Regions from separate parts of the Homo sapiens genome. Here region 1 is linked to region 2. Evidence: chromatin loops called from intact Hi-C (ENCODE). Cell type or tissue: sigmoid colon. All regions are shown on one strand. Links, peaks and the distances in the headings refer to the core of each region. The heading gives the core; the rest is flanking DNA.

Region 1 (9,843 bases), core at 584-8,583, 320 kb after region 2:
TTGTTGTGTTTCTGGCAGTTTTTGGCAGCTACCATTGAGTTTCTTCACAGAATTAGAGAAAACTACTTTAAATTTCATATGGAATCAAAAAATGGTCCATATAGCCAAGCCAATCCTAAGAAATAAGAACAAAGCTGGAGGCATCATGCTACCTGACTTCAAACTATACTACAAGGCTAGAGTAACCAAAAGAGCATGGTACTGGTACCAAAACATACATATATATATATATATATATATATATATATATATATATATATACCAATGGAACAGAACAGAGGCCTCAGAAATAACACCACACATCTATAACTATATGATCTTTGACAAACCTGACAAAAATAAGCAATGGGGAAATGATTCCCTATTTAATAAACTGTGTTGGGAAAACTGGCTAGCCATATGCAGAAAACTGAACCTGGACCCCTTCCTTACACCTTATACAAAATGAACTCAAGATGAATTAAAGACTTAAATGTAAGACCTAAAACCATAAAAACCCTAGAAGAAAACCTAGGCAATACCATTCATGACATAGGCATGGGCAAAGACTTCATGACTAAAACACCAAAAGCAATAGTAACAGAAGCAAAAATTGACAAATGGGATCTAATTAAACTAAAGAGCTTCTGCACAGCAGAAGAAACTATCATCAGCATGAACAGGCAACCTACAGAATGGGAGAAAATTTTTGTAATCTGTCCGTCTGACAAAGGGCTAATATCCAGAATCTACAAAAAACATAAACAAATTTACAAAAAAAAAAACAACCCCATCAAAAAGTGGGCAAAGGATATGAACAGACACTTCTCGAAGACATTTATGCAGCCAACAAGCATATGAAATCTTTATACACCATGGAATACTATGCAGCCATAAAAAAGGATTAGTTCATGTCCTTTGCAGGGACATGGATGAAACTGAAAACCATCATTCTCAGCAAACTAACACAGGAATAGGAAACCAAACACCTCATGTTCTCACTCATAAGTGGGAGTTGAATAATGAGAACACATTGACACAGGGAGGAGAACATCACACACCGGGTCCTGTCAGGGGGTTGGGGCAAGGGGAGGGTAGCATTAGGAAAAATACCTAATGCATGCAGGGCTTAAAACCTAGCTAATGGGTTGATGGATGCAGCAAACCACTGTGGCACATGTATATCTATGTAACAAACATGCACATTCTGCACATATATCCCAGAACTTAAAGTATTAAAAAAAAAACTGAGATAAGAATGTCTTTTGTATGCTAACAAGATAACTCATGGTGGGAGGCCCTAGACAGCTTTGGATGGGGATTGATTGCCAGGAAAATCAACCATGTGATTAGACGGTTAGGACTTTCAGCCCTACTCCCCAAATGAGGGACTGGAGATTGAGTTTAATCAACAATAGTAATGATTTAATCAATCCTACCCACTTTAATGAAACCTTTATGAAAACAACAGAGTTCAAGGGCTTTCTGGTTGTTGATATACTGGGAGGGTAACTCTCCCTGATTCTGCAGGGACAGATGTTCTTGCACTCAGAACCCTTCTGAACCATGACTCCTGTGCCTCTTTATCTTAGCTGTTCATGTGTGTCCTTCAAAATAAATGGTAATAGTAAGTAAAGCACTTTTCTGAGTTGTGTAAGTTGTTCTAGAGAATGGTAAAACTTGAGGGTGCATTGCAGACACTCACAAATTTGTAGTTGATTGAGCAGAAGTGTGGGTAACCTGGGGACATCACTTGCACCTGGCTCTGAAGTAGGGACAGTCTTGTGAGACCGAGTCCTTAACTTGTGGGGTCTGTGCTAACTTTGGGTAGTTAGTGTCAGAATTAAATTTGATGATACAATACCCAACTGGTGTGGGAGAATTGAATTGGTTGGATCTGCGAAAAGAAAACACAGTTATATAGAGCCGAAAGTTAGCCTGAGCTCTTCTCTTAATATTCTGTGGAACTAACACACTAGGAGCCTTAACTTTTCCCTAAAACATCTATCCATTTTCCCCAAAAGCAAAGCTCATCTTATTTGGTGTCAGTGGTAGGCAGAATAATGGTCTCCCAAAGATGGCTGCTTTCTAATCTCTTGTGAATATGTCATGTTGCATGGGGCAAGGTGGAAATTAAGGGTGCAGACAGAATTGAGATTGCTAATCTGCTGACCTTGAGATAGGGAGATTTTCCTGGGGTATCCTGGTGGGCCCAGTATAATCACAAGTATCCCTACATGTGAAAAAGAGAGGTAGGAAAGTCAGTGTTGATGCCTGTATTAGTCTGTAGATATACCTGAGACTAGGCAAGTTACAAAAGAAAGAGGTTTAATGGACTTACAGTTTCATGTGGCTGGGGAAGCCTCACAATCATGGTGAAAGGAAAGGAGGAGCAAGTCATGTCTTACATGGATGGCAGTAGGCGAAGAGAGAGCCTGTGCAGTGAAACTCCCATTTTTAAAACCATCAGATCTCATGAGACTTATTCACTATCGCGAGAACATCATGGGAAAGTTCCACACCCATGATTCAGTTATCTCCCACTGGTTCCCTCCCATAACACATGGAAATTATGGGAGCTACAAGATGAGATTTGGATGGGGACACAGAGCCAAACCATGTCAATGCCCAAGAGAGATTTCAAATTGTTACACTGTTGGCTTTGAAGATTTAAGAAGGGACCATGAGGCAAGAAATGAGGGTGGTTTCTGGAAGCTGAGAAAAATTAGAAAACTGACATTCCCTTAAAGTTTCCAGAAGAAACACATACTTGTTGATACTTTAGTTTATTGAGGCTTATTTCAGACTTATGATCTCCAAAACTGTAAAATACATTCTTGTAGTTTTAAGGCCCTAAGTTCATGGTAATTTGTTATAGCAGTAGAAAACTAATAGAGTCTTCAATCAGTGTTTCACCCAGTTGAGTATTTGCTATGTATTTTTTAAAAATCTCCTTTCTTGGATGCTATGCTCCCATGTCTTTCTGTTTTCTTGCCTCATTTCTGATTCATCCTTCTTTGTCTTCAAAATTTCTTTCTCATAACCTGTAAAAGTTGAAGAATTTCATGATTGGGATAGAGACACTTTTGTATATTTCTGTGTCCTCTTCCTAGTTGATTTCACTGGTACTCTTGGTTTTAAGTATAATCTTTATGCGCTGGTAACTCCAGAAGTTTATTTTTAGTTGAGCCCTCAATACATGTACATTTATGGAATTGTGTATCCAATTGCTTACTTGATATCCTCACTTGGGTGTTTCACAGTTCTCCTAAATTTGACATTTGGATATTGGACTTATGATTTTCTTTTGAATCTTTTGATTCCTGCTTCAGTTAGTGTCTCACTTCATTTAGTGTTGCTCTAAAGGAATGCCTGAGGCTGAGTAATTTATAAGAAAAAGGAGGTTTATTTGGCTTATGGTTCTGCAGACTGTACAAGAAGCATGGCACCTGCATCTGTTTCTGGTGAGGCCTCTGTTTGCACTGATGGCAGAAGTTGAAGGGGAGCCTTTGCGTGCAGATATAACACTGTGGGGGAGGAAGCAAGAGAGCAAACAGGGAGATTCCAGGCTCTTTTTAACAACCAGCTATTGTAGGAACTAATAGAGCAATAATTCATTCATTAATGTAAGGATGGCATCAAGCCATTCATTTGAAATTTGCCCCGGTGGCCCACACATCTCCCACTGGGCCCACCTCCCAACACTGCTACACTGGGGATTACATTTCAACATCATATTTGGAATGATCAGTTATCCAAACCACAGAAGTCAGCTATGGCCATGGTAAGGCTTCATGATAAACTGCCCCCAAATTTAGTAACAGTACACATTTATTCTGACATACACAGGTCTGTAGAGGCTGAGTCATTGTGATTCTAGATATAGACCAATAGTCGAACCCACCTGTCCCCCAGGAAGTTTTCTTTTCCCAGGAAATGCCTTTGCCAATTACCTTGTTGCTCAAGCCAGAAATGAGGGTATTGATCTTCATTTGTCCTTCTCTCTCCGTCTTTGCATCCATTTGCTCTGTAAGTCCTTTATATTTGCCTCCAAAATAGATCTCAAATCTGCCTACTTATCCTGCACTCTCCACTTTACCAGTATATCCAAGCTACTGTAATATTTTCTTCTGGAGTACAGTTATCTTTACTCATTCTTTTTTCATCAGTAAATATTTATTGATAGAATGTCTTTTCAGTGCCACATAGAGTACTTTTCTTATTGATCCTAAGTAAGGCTTTGCCTTTATTCACCATCAGAACTTGCTAATTTCTTGGGACATCTTTGTTTTAAGAACCACAGAGATATTTTGAATAAAACTGATGCAACTCTTTGCCTTCATGGAGCTTATAATCTAGGGAGGGGAGCAAAATATTTTACCTGTGTTTCTTGTTTCCTCTTTTGCCTTCCACCATTCTATCTACCTCACTGAAGCCAGAGTAATTTTAATAGTGAGAGAAGAGTGTTGCTTAGATTCTTTAATGGCTTCATATTGGGGGTGAATCAATATCCAGATTCCTTTTCGGGGCCTACCAAGCCCCATGTGATCTCTGCTCAAGCAGCTCTCACCTGATCTCAGTCTCTTTCCATCTCATGTACTGTGTCCCAGCTACAATGAGCTCCTTTTCAATTTCTAGACTCCATCAAGCTCCCATCTAGCCTAGAGGGTAGCACATGCTAGTTTCCAGCTTAGAATACTATGTTCCTGGATCTTTCCAGATCTCTGCTTAAAGATTATCTTTTTGGTGGCTTTTCTAATGACCTTAATTAAGACTCAGACTTCTCATTTCTTAGAGTGCTTTGTTCACTAACCTTACAGTGCATGTCTGTGTGTGTGTATATATATATGTGTATATATATCTATATATATGTGTGTGTGTGTGTATATATATATATATATATATATATATATACACACATGTATTTACCTATTTAGTGGGTTTCTGCCAGCTATATTCTGCATGGGGTCTATGCTTGTTTTACTCACCCCTGTATACTTAATTCCTAGTACAGTGTCTGGCATAAAGCAGGCACACAAAGCATGCTTGTAGATTAAATATACACAGGAATGGTGGTGTTTCAGGTACTGGTGCAAAGTAGAGTGGGGAGATGTAAATATCATGGAGCTGGGCCTAAAGTCCCAGTGGTGCCGTCTTAGCAACCCTCAGACCACGGAATACAGGCTTACTAGTAAGCTTGGCCTCATTAAAAGAAATTATTTTGTAATTAGGCAAAAATAGGGTTGGGCAGGGTGAATGACTTGTTTAGGGTAATACAGGAAAATCGCTGCGGAGCTGGGTGAGAGCCAGCAGCCCAGGCCCATCCGCTGGAGGCCAGGTCCTCACATGTAGTTTCCATTATAGGCCCCACGGGATAACTCAGCATCCCAACCCCGCTGTGACCCACTCACCCACGAGGGGGGCCGAAAGCGGAAGGCTCACACCAGGCTTGAGGGTTTCCAGGCCACTTTGCTTATGACTTGGCTTATGGTTCCTGCTTCTCTTCTTTAATGCTCCTTGAGTTCCTGACCTTAAATCAAGCTCTCGGGCTTTTCTTCTGCTCAGAATGAGCTGGTGACTTTTAATTGTATTTTTCCACTCGAGGTCTTTGAAATCTGCATTGCTTTGCATTTGTGGGTTTAGCGTGACCTTTAATGTTCTCTTGGCAGATTTCTGTTATTGGAAGGGATGGGATTTTTGATTTGTTAGAAAGAATGGAGTCTAAGCTTTGGACTTCAGACCCTTAAGCTTTCTGTTTAAAACGAAGAGATGACTAATAACTATTTAGTATGTAATGATGGCTTAGCAGTATTTGCCACTGATTTAGGTTCTCTGGCTCCGTTGCCTAGAATATTTTTCTGACTTAAACGTTTCTCAGTTCTTTAGCCAGCAGCTGTCCACATTTTTTTAAATCCCCAAACCTCCAGAAATTATGATTTCACATTTCTAATAGGCTCCTTTCACTTTTCAATCAAAAAGCCCTCTTGTACCTTGTGGTATGTGTCCCAAAGTGAATTTAATACAAATCACAAGTGGAGAACACAAACAAAGGATAAAGCCTAAATCTTCCCTAATGGGGCCCACATCCAGCACCACTATCCTTTACTCTTGGCTATGCCTGAAGTAGGTGTGTGGAAGAAATAAGCGGTAAGCACAGAGAAAAAAAAAAAAAAACACAAGAAGCAGCAGCTCTCAATGGAGTAGGAATGTGTGATTAAATCTTCCTCACCTTCGTCAGTTGCTAGAGTCTCTTTCCCAGTGAGAGAGGAGAGAAGCCCACATCAGAATTCAAAGGTAATTATTCCCTTAGGATATTATTTCAAATTAATGCCTTAGAATAGCAATTATTTGTTATTGAGACATCCAGAAAATATGAATTGATTTGTGGGTGTAAAGACAAGAGAGATAGTCCCTGGTCTCAGTGGCACATGGATGTGTGTGTGTATGATTTTAAGTTTATAGTATGAAAAGGCAGGCAGTAGTGAAGAAAACACTGGAGGTTCAGAATCCTGAGGTTATAATAATAGTAATCACAACAATAAATAATTCCATAATATGGACCATGCACAGTGAGGTTTCCGTGTGATAGAAACTATGCTAATTGCTTTATAACACTTAATTCTCTTGACAAGCAGAAGAGGTAGGCACTTCCAGGACCTCTATAACACAGCTATGAAAATGAAAATCAGCAATATTTTTCATTTGCTTGTGGCCACAAAGCCCAAAATTGATAGATTTTAATCCACATCTTTCTGAATTTCCATTCTATGCTTTTAACCACAATATTGTTAGAAATTCTGGAGGGGTAGAGGTTGGGATTTCCAATGACTGTTCTAACTTCATAACTCTATGACTTGGTAATATACAGAACTCTATCAGTGGAGACCCTGAGAGATGACACAGGTTTTGGGCATCAGGTCTGTGAGGTGGGGAAAGTAGAGCTCTGAGCTTGGGGTTAGAGGGCTGTGGTTTTGGTTCTGACTCTACTTTGTGGCTGTAAGACCTTGATTTCTTCTTCTTTAAAGTGATAGTTGTCACACCAACTTTGACTACTCTTGAGCAATGGGGAAATGGGAAAATGAGCTAATGGGTATGAAAATATTTTGAAAGTGTATTGAGTTTGCAGTTGTAAGGAAAGACCATTATTACACTCACATAAGACACTGTTAGATGTGGCTTCTGGTTCCATGGACAAATAAAATTATAAAATAATCACAGCTGCCATCCGTTGACTGCATATTGTGTGTCAGGAAATTGACCTGGTATTCAATGTTTTAATTTAATCTTGGAAGGCAATTCTTCAAGCTACATATCATTACACCCGTTATAGAGAAACACACAAGCTCACTGAGGCCAAGTAACTAGGCTATTAGAATGAGGCAGTAGATAAGTTGGGATTCAAACTCAGGTCAGCCTGATTAACAGTCACTGATCTACTATGTGGCTTTTCTTGGCCAGATTAGTTTTATCTTCTTTTTTAAGTTTCCTTTTTTGGTTGGTCAAGTTAGTTTTAAAGGTACACTGAATGATAAAACTGGAAGCTATCTTAGAGATTGTTAATCTATCAAAGCACCTACTAAAATTTCTTAAAAAGCAAATTCAAGGGCCAATGCTTGCCTTTAGTGTATAACCCACGGATCTTCTGGTTTCAAGTAGTAGAATCCCAATAGAAACTGGCTTTACTAGAAATGAAGAAGTCATTTCAGGCCTGGCTGAATCAAAGGACTCAGTCCGTATCATCAGAGTTCATGACTTCCTTTGTGTTGGCTTGTTTTCATGTTCCATGTGATGGCTCCTAGCAGTTCTAGGTTTACATCTTGCTTGTTATGGGTAGTACCAGGAGAAGTCTCTCTCCAACCTAGAGCTAATTCTTACAAGCCTCAGATGGATCATGCCCCCATCACTGAGCCAGTCACTATATTCAGAGGAAAGACCATGTGGTTGGTTGAGGCTTGACTCCCCTATCCACTCCAAAACTATGTGTACCATGTGTAGGGGAAAAATTCTTCCCAAAAGAAAAGTTGGACTGCTGTTTCTGGAGGAAGTGGGTGTGAATGGTGGATGAACAAAAACAACAGATGTTCCCCCATGCCTATGAAGGTACAAATTTATGTGAGGATGTCATTCAAGTTACTTCCTTGCTTGGCCTCCATCTTGAAATTTCCTCTTGACATCTCAGAGGTCGATTCCATGGCATAGTGCTTGCTACCTGATGCCTCCTTACTCACACACAGTATAGTACCTGTGAATGTTGATATGCCAAGCATAGGAAAGATTCCTGTGGATGAACTAGTGGGAAGACAAGGCAGACATGGTAGAGTAGGAGAAACATTAAGCATCATATATTCCTTGCTGGTATTGTTGAACAATGACAATTACTCATACAGGTGACATAGAAATTGAGGAAGAGTGAAGATGCTCTTTCTGTTCAGACTATTGAATATCTCCAGGTAAAAAGCACTGATACTATTTTCTCTGTTAGAAATCCTTATCCAAGTGAAGCTTTAGAGATACTAAGTTGGAAGAGCTCTATAGAGAGACCTAGCTTAACTCACTGTTTGGATTTTTGACCAAACTGAGTGATATGGTTTGGCTGTGTCCCCACCCTAATCTCATCTTGAATTGTAACTCCCACAATTTCCACATGTCATGGGAGGAACCCGGTGGGAGGTAATTGAATCATGGGGTCAGGTCTTTCCTGGGCTGTTCTCCTGATAGTGAATAAGTCTTATGAGATCTGATGGTTTTTAAAACTGAAGTTTCCCTGCACAAGCTCTCTCTATTTGCCTGCCGCCATCCACATAAGATGTGACTTGCTCCTGGCTTTCTTCCATGATTGTGAGGCCTCCCCAGCCACGTGGAACTGTAAATCCATTAAACCTTTTTCCTGTATAAATTACCCAGTCTTGGGTATGTCTTTATTAGCCGCATGAAAACAGACTAATACACTGATACTGAGTGAACTCAAGTGGCTTCCCTAACATCACACAACTAGTGAAAAACACAGCTCAGCCAAGAACCAAAAGCTCTTGACTTGATACTCACTGAAGGATGACTGGCTAATGCTGGTCCTCTGTAGCACATCATATATGAATAAGTGAGAAACTGTACCCAGCAAGGATAGCAGTGTCCGCTGAGGACTCACATGTTCTTTCTTTCTTAGCCTTGAACGTTCCCATAAACATTTCAGTGTTGAAGAAATGGTTACAGACCCAGACCTCAATGTTTGTGCTGCTGTTCTGCCTTAGATTAAGTGAAATATTGTTTGTAGATGATACAGATAAATTGGCTCAACTGTGAGCCTGTGTAGATGGTTAAAAGGATGCTGTTTATTTGTCTAAGGAGGTTGCCCAGCTGGGTAAGAGGGCTGTTGGATTATTGCCTTATTTTACCCACAGCCTTCCTATTTATTTCAGGAATTCGCTTCAGAGAATGCACTTAACTACTCTGCCTGGTTGTCATCTGTCATGCTTCTATTGGATTCAAGTGCCCCAATTCCAATGACTTTGTCATCTTCCTCCCTCCTGACCACTGCCCACCAGTGCCAAGGATGGTGCCAGCAATCTGTGGCTGTTCCATCAATGGAAACTAAATTTAGTATATATGAAAGTATGATTGATTAATTAGAAAATTAGAAGCGATTCTCAGGCTTCAAGTGTCTGAAAGTGTAATAGATGAGTGACAGGGAACAGTTGGTCCCTGTGTTCATTCAGGCAAAGAAAACAATAAAAAGAGATTTATATAAAGCCAGCTGGAATGCGGATCAGCCATTAGGAAGGATGTACTGGCAATGATTATGAAACTCGTTGAAAAACTTTTGGTTGCTTTAAGGATACTAGATTTAAGAACCTGCTCTGCCTGTAT
Region 2 (9,843 bases), core at 616-8,615:
AAACTCCTGGCCTCAAGTGATCTACCTGCGTTGGCATCCCAAAGTGCTGGGATTACAGGCGTGAGCCACCACGCACAGCCAAGGCTGTGCTTTTCAAAGTACATCCCAGGTTCTGCCTACATTAGAAATGTAGATTTTTTTTTGTTTCTCCACAAGAAATGCAGATTCTTGGCCCATTTTGACTTACAGAATCAGAATTTCTGAAGATAGTACTCAGGAATTCATTTTCCTGCTTCTCCCCTGGCTAATTTTCATGCACCCAAAAGCTTAAGAATTATAGGTATATAGAGAAAAGCACTTCCACCAAGATGAGGACATCTTAGATTATAAAAAGTTTAAGTTGCTTCAGAGTCTAAAGAAAATTTCTTTAAGAAGTGAATATGCTTAGAGGATAATCAGTGTCTTCTACCATGCAAAGGTAACAGGTTAAGTTAGGAGTGGCTGGAAGACATGGGCAGGCTGACCTCTGGGTGGGGGCACAGGAGTGGGTATTAGTCAGGCAGGGGTCAACCTGAGCAAATCAGGGGTGGTAGAACCTGTTAGTGGTACAAAGCATGACCATGACCAAGTCAGGAAATGCAAATTAAAGTTTTAAAAGTGAGCATGAAGCTAGAAGCTGAATGAGCTGTTATTAGGATACAGCAAGAAAGCAAAGTCAGGAACAAAGGAAGAAGTCCAAGAGGGGCCAGAGGGTGGGCCTAGAAGGAAGGCCGCTGGTGGTGCTTGCACTGGCTTCCATTGACAAGATGCACACAAGTGGGATGGGCTGGTTTCATGATTAGAATGAAAGCTCTTTGAGGGCCAAGTTCTCTCTGCAGTAGATTAGCCCAGGGTGATCATGCTAGAGGTGCAATCAGATCCATCTCATTCTTGCCCAGCCCCAGTGGCTAGGCCTTCTTGCAAGATCAGCTTTTCTTTTTTCTCCTCAGTTCCTGCCCTCTTCTTGCTAAGTGCTCCTCAGCTCCACGTAGGTGGCAATTGATCCATAATAGACATGTTTTTATTTTAGTAATAGTACCACTTTCTGCAAAAAAGAGCAATGCAATTTTGTTAATGAAAGTCATGTGTTGAGACAGGGTTGGATGGGAACTTCTGGATCTGGCTTGGCTCTGGCTCAAAACCTTCCGGGAAAACACAAACTTTCAGGGACACACCCAGAAAGCCCCATTTACCTCTGTCAGGCCCATCTGCTTTGCATTAGAAAAACAGTAACAACCCTCTCCCAGTGCCATTTCATAAATATAAAATATGTAATAAAATAGTTATTAGAAGGTAATCAATGGTGCTTATGTTTTCTTTTGTGAGGACATTGATGGTGAATTCCCACATAATCCCATCAGCAGCTGGGTCTGCAGGGAATCTTTTCTGTGTGACTGGCCAAAGCCCACTGTGCTCTATGGCTCTTGGTAGGTCAGAGGACAGGACCCCTGACATTTCCCTCTCATTTCCAATTCTATAGATCTTCATTCACATTGGTGAGGAGTGAGAAGATTGACTTCAGGGTTCCCCCGGGGGAAAACCATACCTACTTAGTAGCTTTAAGATTGGAATGAAATGAATTAACATTGATAAAGGGTTTAAGCCCTAAATATGAATCATATTGCCAGGGCTTAGTTCCCCTTTCCTCACATCCCCATCTTACCTCGTTTAAATTGTTGGGATAGTTCACGGCAACTGGAAGAATATTAAGTAAATTAAGGGCACTTTTCAAGAAAGTCCAAACTTACCCTATTGAGGAAGCCCACATGACTTTCCCTTTCCCTCTCAAAGCATTAATTGAAGGTCCCTCACAATTCAAAACTTAATCAAATAAGATAACCTACGAAGGCTAGTAGGGCTTGATCCATGGTATGTGCTTGGTATGTGTTACTTTAAAAGGCTTTGTTAGATTTTATTTTTTGACTTATTAATTTAAAATAATGATATTTGTCTTTATCACCAGATTGCAAAATCCTTGGAAATAAAAAACTGTGTATTTTTTCACTTCTTTTTTTTTTTTTTCCAGTATCCAATAAGGTATTGGGTGCATAGTAGAGATTAATAAATGTTTCTTGATTGGTCAGTGATGGCAACAACCATATTTAATTGTTTATATACGTATATTTATTTTAAGTTCAGTAAACCTTTATTGACAGGCATTTTGCCAGGTACAGAAGAAACTCATATAATAATATGAGCTTTGAGAACTTACTCCATGCTAGAACATTATGGGTATTAACCCTTTAATCCTCACAATAGTCTTACAAGTGTCTGACTCACAGACTAAGCAATGAAGATAATATGACTATAGCACAGTGCTCTTAACCATTGCAACACAGCTGTTTGATGAGTACCTGAGGTCTGGTCCTGCCTCTCAAAGGGCTTCCCATCAAATGTGAGTGAGGGCTGGGAGTGGAAGAGATATGTAAGTAGACATATGCCGGTATCATGATGTTTAGTGGGATGGAAGGCTGAAGAGACTGGCAGGGACCATATTCTCAGGGCCTCGAATGCTCAGGGAAAAGTTGGGTCAGCTGGCCTGGAAATTCCATAGAATGGATTCCATAACCTTCAGAGATCTCTTCTTTGTTTGCTAATGATGGGCTTCAATTTTCCCTTGTGAAGTCAACTGGCAAAGTTGAGGAGTTGCCTGGATGTCATTCATGTTGGAATCACAGACCCTGAGAGCTGCATTCCTTAGAAGGTGTGGTTGGGCTCCCATTCAATGTACTCCTCCTGGGAGAATGACACCTATCTTTGCTTATAATATGGTTTGGCTGTGTCCCCACCCAAAATCTCATCTTGAATTGTAATCTGAATTGTAATCCCCACGTGTTGGGGGAGGGACCTCATGGGAGGTGATTAGATTGTGGGGGCAGTTCCCCCATACTATTCTTGTGATAGTGAGTGAGTTCTCATGAGATCTGGTAGTTTTATACGGGGCTTTTCTCCACTTTGCTCCACACTTCTCCTTCCTGCCTCCATGTGAAGAAGGACGTGTTTGCTTCCCCTTCTGCCATGAGTGTAAGTTTCCTGAAGCCTCCCCAGCCATGCTAAACTGTGAATCAATTAAACCTCTTTCCTTTATAAATTACCCAGCCTCAGGTATGTCTTTACTAGCAGTGTGAGAATGGACTAATACAGCTTACACGCTCTCAGTATTGAAGACCTCACTACTTCACCAGATGGCCTATTCCATCACTAGACAGTTCCAGTCCTGAGCTAAAATAATTATCTTTCAACAATAACATGATGGTGCTCTGCCTTTTCCCATATGTCAGCTCTTTCTGGGTTCCCTGAAGCAAGTCTTCTCCAAGGCAACATTTACAGATCCTTTTATTGTTTCTCACAGGATGTGCTTTCTAGACTTCATTCATCCCTTTATTCATTCAACAAACAAACACTGGGTTAGATTCTGGGAATGCAAAGATGGTTTAAACCTTGGCCTGCCATCAAAGAGTTTACAATAGTTAGAGGGAGAGAGACATCAAAACAAAGATTCCCTGGGCAGTTTGATAGGAGTGACACAATGGCTGCTCAGGCGAGGCCCTGCAGGAGCATAGAGGAGAAAATCCTTCTCCTAGGAATATTATCTTCTGGGCCTCTCTAATGAAAGTGCTCCCCCTGGCTCCTTCCTTAAAGTGCCTCCATTCTTTTCTTTACATCCTCTTGTCCCTGGAAGTCATCACAAAAACCAATGGCTTCAAGGAGCCCATACATGCAAATCAACTCCAAAATCCCTCTCTCTGGTTCAAACACCTCTGCTGAACTCCAGATCTGGTTGTTTATGTGCCTTCTGGATCCCACCATTGGTGATCCCAGAGCCACTTCCAGCTCAACACATCACCAACAAAATTCACGTCCTTTTCCCCAAAACATTCTCAGAGAGGTTAAGGCAACTTGGACTGTCAAAATCCTCACTTTTTCTGCCACTTGCCACAGACTTTGGGATAGGAAATGAGATGGGAGATACCCAGTCTTTCCCTCTTGTTTTGTGTATTTTCTCTGTGGTGCCCTCTTCAACCAAACTCCATTCAATATTTCAGTGCCCCTTTCTGGGAGCCTCTTGTGTCAGTAAGAAACCAAAGCTGGTGACGTCTCCTTCTCTGAGGCTTTGGACAGCTTCCGCATGTGAACCATGACAGCAGAAAGATGTATTCTCTGGGCATAGAGGCCCTTTCAACCCTCACTAGACATACAGTTCTGTTATTCTTTTATAATAGCTTTCCACCAGATACTGAATCTGTTTTAGTCTCCAATGTATCCCCTGATTTGGAGTAGCACTTGGCTTATAGTTGATACTCAACATCTGCTTAGTGGTTGAATGAATTCTGTCTCTATACCAAGCCATAATATTTCTTTGAAAGTGCATATATTTAAAAGTGAGCCTTAGAATGCTGAGTTTGAGAGTCAGGCCAATTTTTGAGATGCAATTCAATTCCACATCCATTTATTGAGCAATTACAATGTCCCAGACACTGTGCTGGATATGGGGGTTTCATCTAGGAATAAGACACAGCCAGGGGGTTCAGGCAGTTCATAGAAGATGAAGGTAGGAAGTGGCAGGAGAGATGGGACAGTGCAACACAAGAGCTGTATGGCAGTGTTATTGGTGCAAGATATGAAGTGCTGACTCAGGGGAGAGGAGAGGGCAACTAACTGTGGGTTTGAGGGGAGGTTAGTGGGCTGCCAAGGTTCAGCTCCACAGACCCTGAGTTCCTCAGATGACTTTCTGAGCGCTGAGGATGCCTTTCTCCATCTCTCTTGGGTGGAGATGAAACTTCTTTTAGTTTCATCTTTCACCTTAAAGACAAGTAAAATCTCGAATTAGAATACTTTAGAGAAAAAGAGCTGTGAGAAACATTGAGTCCCCTGGATTTCCATCTTCCTTTTCGTAGCGGAAACTTCAACCTAAATCTTACCAGGACATCCATTTTGTAACATGGATCCAACCAGAGTCTCTCTGACAGCTTGAAATCCCTGATCTAGGCCAACTCTCATTTTTCAGGTGAGAATAATGACCCCTAAAGCCCCAGAGCACACGATTGGCAACTTTGCAGTGGCCGAGGATCTGAGTCCATGGCCCTCGCCCTGCACCCGGGTGTGGGCGGCTCAGGTTGAGAGCCTGTGGGACAGCCCGTCCCGCCTGAGATTAACCATCAGGTGGGAAAAGCAATTACATTTTGCACAGGCCAGATCTGCTCGTCCCATTCTCCCTCCCTGCAGGCGATGTCAAAACACGAGGGCAGGATCCTGCTTCTTCTCACGTTTTAAAAACATACAGTGGACTTGTGTTTACAATACTGCCAAGGGATATGACGCGGAACGGCAGAGCGCACCGCCCCCTGGAAGGAGCCACCCTCTCCTCGCCGTGGCTCTCTCCTTCCACGACCACAGCGCTCTCCTTTGGGCTCCAGTTCAGAGTCTTGCCAGGGGATGTCGCTGAGCTTCAGAACTTAAACAATACTATATATTGTGCAAACAAACAGTACCAATAGTGATCTGCCCCTTGGATCAGAGCCATGGCTGTCTGGGTCGCCCAGCCTGGGATTCTTCCGGTGGGGAAAGCAGGTTAGGAATCAGAATTCCAGTTCCAGACCCCGTTTTGTGCTTCTGTGGGGCTTACACATGGGCTTTTTAGTTTTCTTGGCCTCAGCTTCCCCACTGGAGAAACGGCAGAGCTATGAAGCTTTGAGCTTATCCACCGGTTTTCATATTTGTGTGTGTTGCAGTGAGATTTCTTTTTGAAATGGAATCATGCAGGCAAATTTAAAATATAAAATTGATGAAAGCCAAACGTTCTGGTGAAGGCAGGAGGAGACGTCTGGGTTACCATCCCTTCTACTCTGGGGGCTCTTCACATTCTCTGTGGATTTCTTGGGTCCTCACAACATGGTTGGATAGATGAGCTTTCAGATCCTTCTGGCTCAAACATTCTATGATCCCATAAAAATGCTATAAATGCTAAGTCACAGTTGTGATTGTAAAAATATGTGTGTGTGTGTGAGGGAGAGAGAGATTACAGATTACAGATTATAATTGGGCATTTTATTTTGATCAAGATATTGTATTTTTAACTTATTTTTTCTTGATTATAAAGGTAAGACATATTGATTCTTAGAAATCAGATTACTATAAAATAAAAATCACATGAAATCTTGCTCTTCTGAATTGAAATTATGTTGAAAGATGTCTCTGCCACTTACAGGATGTTCCAGGTTAAATGAGCGCAGCTTTAAAGACAAATGGCTGAGGCCACTTGGCTTTGCTGTTTGGGAGATGATCATATTTTCTTTCATCTGTGCATTCCTTAACAGTAAACAAATTATGTCTGTGTACTGTGACCCAGTTGATTCTTAAAACCAAAGGGAAGAGAAAGATAAAGGAAATGTGTTTCAGAGAGAGAGAGAGAGAGAGAGAGAGAGAGAGAGAGAAGATGCCCAAGATCACACAGTGAGAAAGGGAGGAGCCCAGATGAAACCCCTCAGGTGGCTTCTGTCTGAGACAACGAACCCTTCCCTCACTGCTGCTTGGATTCCTTTCTTTCTCTTCATCTTTCTTTTGTTTTGCTGCAATGCTGGGCAGGAGCTTTGTGTTTTCATCTTGACCTGGATTGCCACCTCTACTCCAAATTTATTCCTACACCAATTCCCTGTCCTCAGTTCTCCAGTTCACATCTCAGACTTTCAGAGACCAGGAGGAGAGCAGCTTTGAAAGCAAATTCACTATAGGATAAATGATGAATGTGGTCATTGGCACTTAACACCAATACCATCCTTCTGACATGTGCCATCTTGCACCACAGGGACATAAAGAATGACAATTCCCAGACTCCCTTGCAGCTAGAGTGTGAGCTATGTTTCAGTTAGTAGATACACTTGCTTGACATTTGGAAGGTGGAAGTGAAGCAGCAGCTCCCTGTAATTGGTGGCAAATCAAACACAAGTCAAGAAAGCTTTCTACTTCCCCTTTAAAGTGTTTGAACGGACCCTTTGAGGTCAACTCCTTGAACAACCATCCTCTGCCATACACATGATCTCATTGACTTTCCTGAGTTTCACTTAGTTACCAAGCCATAAAGTGGAAGTAAGAAGAATATCTACTTCTAGGGGTTTTTAAAGTCAAATGGGATGATGCCAGGGAAGTAGTCACATGTGGTTGACAGTATAGGAGCTGAGAGATTTAGTTCCTTTTTCACTCTTTGCTCCAAGCCTTGACAAACCGTACCCAGGGATCCAGTCCCTGCCTGAAGTAAACTTAAAGCCAATACTGGAACAGTGTTTCCCAGACTGTTCCACAGAAAACATGTTACCATCTCCTCAGATACTAGGGTTCCAAGCACACAGTTTGGGAAACACTATCCAAGAATATTATTCCCAGAGAGAACCTTAGAGATCTTTTAATTTACAATCCCTTATTATAGGGAGACTGAGGCTCCAAAAGGGAAAAAGACCTTTGTGAGGTTACCTAGCAAGCAACTTGCAGGAGCATCCTGGTCTTCTAATTTTTGAGTCAAAGTTCAGGTGCAGTGGCTCACTCCTGTAATCCCAGCACTTTGGGAGGCTGAGGTAGGAGAATCACTTGGGGCCAGGAGTTTGAGACCAGCCTGGACAACATAGTGATACCTTTTCTCTAGAAAATAAAAATCAAATAATTAGCCAGGCATGGTAATGTGTATCTGTAGTCCCAGCTACTCAGTAGGCCGAGGTTGGGAGGATCTCTTAAGCCCAGGAGGTTGAGGCTGCAGTGAGCTATGAACATGCCACTATCCTGCAGCCTGGGCAACAGAGCAAGATCCTGTCTCAAAAAAAAAATTAAGGTCAAGAGGAAAAGTTACCAAATTTCTCTGAGCCTTAACTTTCCTATCTGTAAGATGGTTATAATAATGCCTGTTCTTCCTACTACATGTGGGATAAGTGACAATAAAATGTTATTGTGAAAGTGCTTTAGAATATATAAATATATGGGGGGAGAGAGAAGAGACATCCACACACACACAAGCACATTTAAAAAGACTTTATGCAAAAGTACGGCTTTGTTAATGATTTGATTTTGATTTGTTAATTTTGATTTTGATTTGTTGATTTGTTAATGATTTGATTTTGATTTGTTAATTAATTAACCACAGATTTATTGAGCACCTGTCAGTTACTATTTCAGTGCTGGCCATAAGTGGAGAACAAGAGAGACATGGTGGCTGCCTTCCTGAGCTGATAATCTGAACGAGGTGGAGCTGGATGGCAGAGGGAGAGACAAAGAGGACAAATATACAACAGATAAACAAGAGAACGTTGGAAAGTGCTGAATGCACTGAAGAAGTTAAGTAGGGTGTTGCAATCAAGAGAGATGTGGTGATTTCAGACCAGGTGGTCAGGACGGCCTCTCTGAGTGGGACCTTACATTGGTCTTGGAAGCACATGGGAGGGTCTAGGAGCAGAGCAGTTCAGGCAGATGGGGGGCTGGAGCAGAGGCCTTAGGTGAGGCAGCAGTCATGTCAGCTGAGATCCTATAGGGAAAAGGACCCCACATCGCTGAAAGCCCTGTAGCCCAGGGCAAGTGGCACGGAGAAAGGGAAATGGGTAGCAGTTTGGAGACCTAAGTTCTAATCCTAGATTTGCCACAAAGTAGCTGGGTTGCCTTGGACATGCCATAATATAGCCCTGGCCTCAGTTTCCTTATCTGTCAAATGGGAACACAAATCCTGCCCTTTCCTAGAGGTACGCTATGAGGGGGCATGGAGTAGGCGTGACCTGCCCTCAAACACCCAGCTCCCATATGTCCATGTGTAGTGATAAAAGCCAGTCTGTCTTAGGCCCCTCCAGGAGTCTGGGCTGCAGGGATGAGGGGCCTCCAGGCCATCCACCCTCATGCACAATGCAAGCCCTGTGCTGGCCCCATGGACAACAGGCGCAGGAGAGAGGGTCTGCTTTTTCTTTTCATGGACTTGAGACTTCAAGCCTTTGGACTGAGCGCCAACAATAATTCATCAGGAACACTTTACAACTCAGCATTACAAAACCTGTTAGGAGACAGATCGCCCACAGGACAGCCTTTGAGAAGGAAATGTGTTCAGGCCTGGTGACCTCAAGATGATTAATGATTTTTAACAGGGTGAACTCTGTCCTCCCCCTCCCATGTACTGTGTTCACACTCCCTGCCTCCCCTGACTTGTTTGCAGGAGAAAGGGGAGGGTGAGAGGGAGGAGGGGAGGGGAAGGAATAGGTGGGAGCAGGGGATGCTTGAAGGCAAAGCCCACCAATCATAAGGAAAATGCAGGAATAAGAGCACTCTGTCAGAAATGCAGAAATGTCTTATTGTTATTGTTTTACTTTTTCTTTTTTTTGGCAAACACAGCCTTGGAGGCTTTATATCTTGAAATCTGTGTAATGTGTCACAACTCCAGTAAGCTTTTTTGTGTTAGGCTTTTTGCACAGTGCCTTGCGCTTTCAGCCATTATTATTATTATTATCACCTCTCCATCCCCATGGACACAAACCTTGATGTTATTGAATGTGGGATGTGTTGGAAAAGGTAATGATGATTTCACCTTTTGATTTTTAAAGTCATGGTAACTTGACTTTTATGTTACTAGATTTAAAAAATTACAACAGTGATATATGCAGTTTTAACAAACCAAAAATACAGAGTTACTGGAAGAAAAATTTCTAATCTTTCCCTATACCCTTCTTTAGTCCGAAACCCCTGAGGTCATCAATGTCAAATCAAGGCAATCCTTTGTAGTACTGTATACATATTAATCCAGAGTGATGTCCTCATACATGATCCTATAGAACATGGATGTTCAGCTGAAAACCAAGAATAATGGCAGGCCTTTACAATTTTGTGGGAAAAGCAAATTTATGA

The links. Hi-C counts contacts between places; a loop is a spot of excess contacts. Peaks named below come from ENCODE experiments on the same cell type or tissue, not always from the same donor. Only the 100,000 strongest peaks of a DNase experiment are listed, where the experiment ranks them.
Region 1: it touches region 2 in a loop (5-fold over the local background); 1 of 110 quality-filtered maps calls a loop at or near these places.

Annotation. Positions count from the first base shown.
Region 1 is chr4:12,975,581-12,985,423 of GRCh38, reverse strand. No RefSeq gene overlaps it. Among named protein-coding and RNA genes, the nearest start is that of RAB28, 500 kb to the left of the region's middle. In sigmoid colon, for the core only: no CTCF peak of the experiment used is centred there; a DNase peak (open chromatin) is centred at 5,373.
Region 2 is chr4:13,294,340-13,304,182 of GRCh38, reverse strand. No RefSeq gene overlaps it. Among named protein-coding and RNA genes, the nearest start is that of RAB28, 190 kb to the left of the region's middle. In sigmoid colon, for the core only: a CTCF peak has its summit at 5,405 (motif pointing right); a DNase peak (open chromatin) is centred at 5,282; H3K4me3 peaks cover 948 bases.